Regions from separate parts of the Homo sapiens genome. Here region 1 is linked to region 2. The links are chromatin contacts, found by Hi-C in ENCODE. All regions are on one chromosome and are shown on one strand. Each heading gives the region's core, a stretch centred on a gene start or an enhancer-like site at or near the end of the contact. The rest is flanking DNA. Distances are from core to core; before and after follow the strand shown. Region 1 overlaps AGAP1 (ArfGAP with GTPase domain, ankyrin repeat and PH domain 1). Region 2 holds the start of AGAP1 (ArfGAP with GTPase domain, ankyrin repeat and PH domain 1).

Region 1 (3,033 bases), core at 399-2,898, 120 kb after region 2:
AAAGAAAGATGAATATAAGCTGGTAATTACTTTAAAATATTCCTTTGTGAATGTGCCTAATTGGCGCGGGCCTCCCTGTAGAATGAGGCTCCTCCTGCAGTTCGAGGAGAGGCTGTAATTAACAGTGAATTAGCATATAGTGGCGCCGTGTGGCCCGCAGGGTGGCCTTGTCCATCTGCTGTGTAGGGGACTTAGGTGACACCTGGCTAGTGGTAGTCTGCAAGAACCCTTTGTTAATGGGAATATTGTGCATGAGTCAGAATTCAGAATCTTTGGTATGGTTTTTTTTTTTTCCCCCTTTTGTGTGTTTTGGCCAAATACTCAAAAGCACTAAGTTTTCTTGCGTGGTATCTGTTCATATATTGATTCACCAAATATTGATTGTACATCTGCGAATGTGCTAGATACCCTACTGGTGCTGGTGAGCAGAAACAGGCAAGGTCTTTGGCCTCAGGGGGTCCTTGGAGTCTAGAAGGGATGGTGACATTGGCCAGAGTCACCCCATAATCATACAGTTAGCAGTGTGGCCAGCGTCACTTAAAGCGGGGAGGTGGCTGGTGCTGGAGCGTGTATAACAAAAGTGGGATCCGGAAAGGGCTGCTGGCGAGTGGGAGTTTTCTAGGGAGCCGCTGCTCTTGCTTCAGGTCTCAGATGGCATAGGAGTGTGTGTCATCCCAGAGGAGCAGCAGCAAACGGCCTGTGATGGGCTGGATGTATTTGGGGAGGGAAGAAGGCAGTTGTAGCTCAAGGGAGAGAAAAGGCAAGGAGAAACATGGCGAGGGGTGGGGGCTTTGCTCTTTAGCCCGTGAGCAGTGGAAAGTCATTGAATGCTGTCTGGTGTAAAATCTGTTAGCAGTTTCACTTCCATCTGGAGCACCCAGGCCTGCAGGAGTGTGGGTTGGCTCTCTACCCCCGTTGCAGATTGGCTTGTGGTTTGGGGTGTGCCAGGCTCAGGGGCAGGGCCCTTTTTCCACACGCTTAGGGAAGATACGAGACTGGCTAACTCAGTATTCACCGTGAATTCTTTTGTGGGAAATAGAACACAGCGTTGGGTACCAAGAGGGTGCTGTCTTTTCCTGTTTTCTTGGCCTCCTAGGGAATCAGTTTGATTCTGTGGCTATTAAATTAATGGTTTAGCTGAGATGTTTTCTCTACTCAGGGCCCAATGCCGTATGTGATATTTTACAACAAATTTGGTTCACTGGGGCCGACTTGAAAATAGTCAAAGTCCAAGTAAACTTCTGCCTGTGTGTGGTGCGCTCAAATAAAGGAGGCTGTTCAAGGTGAGTGGTTTTCCTGGCGGTGTGGTTTTTTAAAATTTCTAATAAAATGCAAATGATTACAGCCCCTTCCATGAAGAGTGCAAGTACGCCTGACTCCTCCGCGCAGGGAATGAGCAGCCTCTGCTCCTTCATTTGATTGCTATGACAACCCACAGAGGTGGGTGTTGTCACTTCCACTGCCAGCCAGCTTGCACGGTCCAGGGACGTCCCCACCCTCGGTTGGGTTGTCCAGGGTCACATGGTTGGGAGTCAGAACCAGACTTCAAAGGGCATGTGACTACAGCATCCATCCTCCCTGCTCTGCCTCGCACTGCCTTCTAATGGGTCCCACTGAGGAGCTTGCCAGTATTGTTACAATTGGAGTGATCTCATATGACCAAAAGTTGGAATGATCCCATTCTTTACTCACAGCCTGAGCTATTTTTTTTCAAAGCATTATCTCTCTACTGTTTGTAGGCAGAGAATTTATTAAATCTTGCCTAAATTTATCCGTAAGCATGGATCAAATGCACATTTGGCATGATTCTCATCTCTGAGCCATTGCAACCTATTTTTTAATGCCAAGAGAAAGTATTTTAAGGAAGTGGGGTCAGCTTTCCTCTGCTCCCCTGACTTCACAGGATAGCTATGCATTTTGCCTCTTGGGGAGCTGGGTTATTGTGAAACTAGGTCAAATTATTGTTTTTTCTCTTTATGCTCATAGCCATTCCAAAGACAGAATCCTTTCCTCAAAAAATGAATTTTTGAGTGTTCCTATATTCTTGGGGATGAACTTCAAGGGCAGAAAATAAATGAAAGGGGATTACTTTGACAGCATCTGAACAACAGAACACCTTCTGAACAGCACAAACACTTGTAGCAAAATTAAAAGACCAACAAAAATATGTATTACATATAGAGCATTGTCTTCTATATGTAAAGAGTTCTTATAAAACAATAAGAAAAATATTTCCTAACTAAAGGAAATGGACACAAAATTCATAAAAGAAGAAACAAAGGAGCAATTAAGATATAAATATATTTGGCTTTGTTGATTAAAGAGTAACAATTAAAATGACAGGTGACTTCTGGGCCGGATGCAGTGGCTCAAGCCTGTAATCCTAGCACTTTGGGAGGTAGAGGCAGGCATATCACAAGGTGAAGAGATCAAGACCATCCTGGCCAACATGGTGAAACCCTATCTCTACTAAAAATACAGAAATTAGCTGGGTGTGGTGACGTGCACCTGTAGTCCCAGCTACTGGGGAGGCTGAGGCAGGAGAATCACTTGAACCCAGGAGGCGGAGGTTGCAGTGAGCCAAGAGTGCGCCACTCTACTCCAGCCTGGTGACAGAGTGAGACTCCATCTCAAAAAAAAAAAAAAGGTGACCTCTTTCTTTTCATCTGGTTAAGTTCAGTGTTAAAAACAAAGGCCCAGTGTTGGTGAAGGTGATGGAAAATAGTTCCCCTTTTACATTTTAGTGGGAAAAATGTAAATTGAGATAGCCATCTGGAGAGAAATTTGTCAAACAGTAATAAAAACCCTAACAATGTATTTGACCTCTGACCTGGCAATTTCATTTCTGCCTATCTTCTTTTAACCCTAGATTGATTAAACTCGTTAAATAAAACACATTTGTGGGTATAGAAAACTTCATAGGTTTCTGGCTTCCTGCCCCACCTGTGGTTTCATTCTGCCCAGTTGTGTTCAACTTGAAAACGCTTGGTGCCTAGCACAGAGTAGACCCTTAATAAATGTTTCTGTCCTGAA
Region 2 (3,030 bases), core at 281-2,780:
TTGAGGATGCAGGTGGATGTGAATTTGTTATTCAGGGGTGAGGTCACAGCTGGAGATACATATGAGCTTCATTAACCTGTGTATGATATTCAAAGCCATAAGACAGGGGCGATCACAGCAAATAGCAAAGAAAAGAGGCCTAACCATAAGCCCTGGGGCCCTCCATATTTAGAGGTTAGGGGAGTAGAAGAAAACCACAAAAGGGACAGTGAAGCCAGAAACACAGCAGGAAGCCCTGGTGAGCACTGGGAGAAGGGGTTTCCAGGAGCGCAAGTGATCAGCTGCTGCTGATAGGTCAGGTTTGGTGAGGCCACATGCCTGCCTCTTGGTTACTAGAGTTACTTATGCGTGGACAGCCCGAGGCATGGAGTGATGACCTGTGCCTAAGTGTCAAGGAGAAGACAAGCAGGTCCGGAATGGTAAAAATGTCAGCACATCTTTGGGAAGTTGTGGAGCCCAGCCAGTAAGCCAACACGGCTGGATACCAGGGTGCTTAGGCCATAGCAAACTGCATGTGAGCCGGTGAAGGCTCAGCAGGCTTTAAACGGGGATGCCGGCCCGGCTGGCTGAGTTTCAGAAAGACCACGCCGATGGCTGGGGGCAGGGACTCAGCCAGTGTCCTCAATCCAGGACCTTGTGGGACCGCCCGGCAGCCAGTGCTTCCGCAAATCTGAAGGGTCCCATTTGCCTCAAAGCGGCGAGACGAGCCTTCCAAGCGCTGCTGCAGTGCGGTCCCAGCTCCGCGGGGGGTCCCCGGGGATGACCTAAATCGGGGATTGCGGTGGGACAGACGGTCCAGGGGCTAAGGAACCCCGTGGAGCAGGCAGCGGCGCTCAGGAGGCAGCAGCTTGAGATCCACGGCTCGATTTTTAAAAATTGTAAGGGAGAAGGATGCCTCGAAAGCCTCTGTGGTATTTTGTCGCATCTCGCACCCCTGTCTAAACTTCAGTCCACTCGTGGAGTGTGGACCCCCACGCCGCATGGGCTCAGGAGGCGCTTCGCCTTTGGAAAGAAATCGCATGTATTAAGGGAAAGCACGTGTGCTACTTTGAGAAAGGAGGCAGAAAGTTACCAAACGCGGGAAGGGGAGGCTCGCCAACCAAGCGAGGCCGTGGGACACTGGCGAGTCGCAGAGGCTCCTGGAGCCAGCCGCTTGGAAACAAACAACAACGCGGCGGGCGAACTCCCGGGCAGCCTCCCCCGTGCCGGGGCGCGGGGGCCGCCGCGAGAACCCGGGCAGGAGCTGGCAGGCGCGGGGCCTGGCCGGCGGGAGGGTCCCGCACCCCGGCCCAGTGTGAACACCCCGCGCACCCCCCTGGCCCGGCCCGCCGGGGGCGCGGACTACAAGTCCCAGGAAGCCCAGAGGCAGGCGCGGGGCGGGGCCTGGCGCAATTCCCCGGGATCCGGCGCGCTGGGAAGCGCCGAGGAGGACGCAGCGCCGGCGGCCGGAGGGCGGCAAGCGCGCGGGCAGGCGGGGCGCGGGCGCGGGCGCGGGCGAGGGCGAAGGCGGGGGCGGGGCCGACGTGGGCCGGAGCCCTGCGTGCCAGGGAGGGGGCCGGCCGGGCAGGCGGCGGGCGGCGCTCGGAGCGGGCTCCGCGGCTTGCAAGGCGCCTGCGACTCGGTCCCAGGTCGGCGGGCGGCGCACGGCGGGCTCGCGCGGGGGCCCCGGCGCGCCGGGCGGCGCAGTACGCAGCGCGCGGACCCACGCCACGGCCAGGAGCCCAGAGCAGCGCGGCCACACTGCCCAGGGGTCGGCCCTCGGCCCCGGCGCTCGGAGCGCGGCGGCTGCCTGGGCTTTAATGGCTGCTCCGCGGAGCAGCGCCTAGGGCTGGAAGGCGGCTGCGGCTCAGGAAGTCACCCGAGCAAGCCTCCTTCGGGGCCGGCCGCACCCGCCGCGGCGCGCTCCATGGGGGCGCGCTCCCCCCGGGCGGCCCGCTGACCCGGGACGCCGGGGCCCGCTCGCTCGCCGGCCGCGCGTCCCGGCCATGAACTGAGCCCGCGGGCCAGCCCCGCGCCTGCTCCGCCCGCGCCTTTCTTCTCGCGCCTCCTCCGCCCGCCGCCGGCGGGCCCGGCTCCCCGGGGGCTGCGGCGCCCCGGGCTCGGCGGCCCGCGGGCCCCGGGGCGCGGGGCGGCGGCGGCGGGGGGCGCGCGGCTCCGGGCGCGGCGCCTGCACCATGAACTACCAGCAGCAGCTGGCCAACTCGGCTGCCATCCGGGCCGAGATCCAGCGCTTCGAGTCGGTCCACCCCAACATCTACTCCATCTACGAGCTGCTGGAGCGCGTGGAGGAGCCGGTGCTGCAGAACCAGATCCGGGAGCACGTCATCGCCATCGAAGGTGAGGGCCGGGCCGCCTTGGGGCCTCGGGAAGGCACGGACGCCCGCGGCGCGGCGGGGGTGTGCGCTGTGTGCGTGCGGGTGTCCACACACGCCGGCCGGGGCACGCGGCTGCTCCGCCGAGGGAGCACTGCGGCGCTGCTTGTCTTGCAAGGCCGGGCGAGCGTCGCCTGCGCCCCGCCGCGCCGCGAGCTCCGCCAGGAAGATAGATCGTCAGCGTTAATTTGATCGTGGACAATAGAGTCTCTCCTGCGGGAAAGTGGCTCGGTGCCTCCGCGTCCTGGGCTGCCGGAGCGTCCCGGCCCAGCAGACGCCTGGGGGCAGCCGGCGGGGTCGGCGCCACCCGACCCCTGACAGGTTACCAGGCCAGGCCTGGGCGTCTTGCTGGACGTTGAAGACGTGTTCTGAGAAGTGCTGCCGCTGGGGGCGAGGCCCGGGCCGGCGTGTTTGGGCGGTGCAGGGCTGCCCTCCTTAGTGTGTTTGCTTAATTCAGGGGTGCAGTTGAACTTAGTGGATGCCGAGAGCCAGCCCTAGCCGCGGGAGCATCGTGTCCAGGTGCCCCTGTGCAAACGCTGGAACCGGTAGTGTGCTTTGTACCAACCAAAAGTCCGGGGTTGGATTAGAGGAAGAACCCTACCAGGAGGGCAGGGCGTCCTCCAGCGGAAGGGTCTCGCTTTCATATGTCTGCAGTTGG

Evidence for each region. Hi-C counts contacts between places; a loop is a spot of excess contacts on that map. Pooled maps may share reads with other maps.
Region 1: a loop to region 2 is called in a pooled map, with 2.3 times the contacts of the local background. The contact joins the enhancer-like site here to the promoter of AGAP1 in region 2. A Hi-C loop is called at or near these places in 1 of 50 pooled maps.

The regions. Positions count from the first base shown.
Region 1 is chr2:235,613,728-235,616,760 of GRCh38, forward strand. The region is part of intron 1 of AGAP1 (ArfGAP with GTPase domain, ankyrin repeat and PH domain 1); the gene reads left to right. Among named protein-coding and RNA genes, the nearest start is that of TNRC17, 97 kb to the left of the region's middle. Within about 2 kb of position 1,649, at least 15 of the 41 ENCODE cell types and tissues checked have a DNase peak (open chromatin) inside an H3K27ac peak, as active enhancers do.
Region 2 is chr2:235,492,513-235,495,542 of GRCh38, forward strand. AGAP1 (ArfGAP with GTPase domain, ankyrin repeat and PH domain 1) reads left to right here and starts at 1,531. Exons shown (of 18, transcript NM_001037131.3): 1 at 1,531-2,337. The coding sequence starts at 2,175. RefSeq lists an enhancer at 2,785-3,030.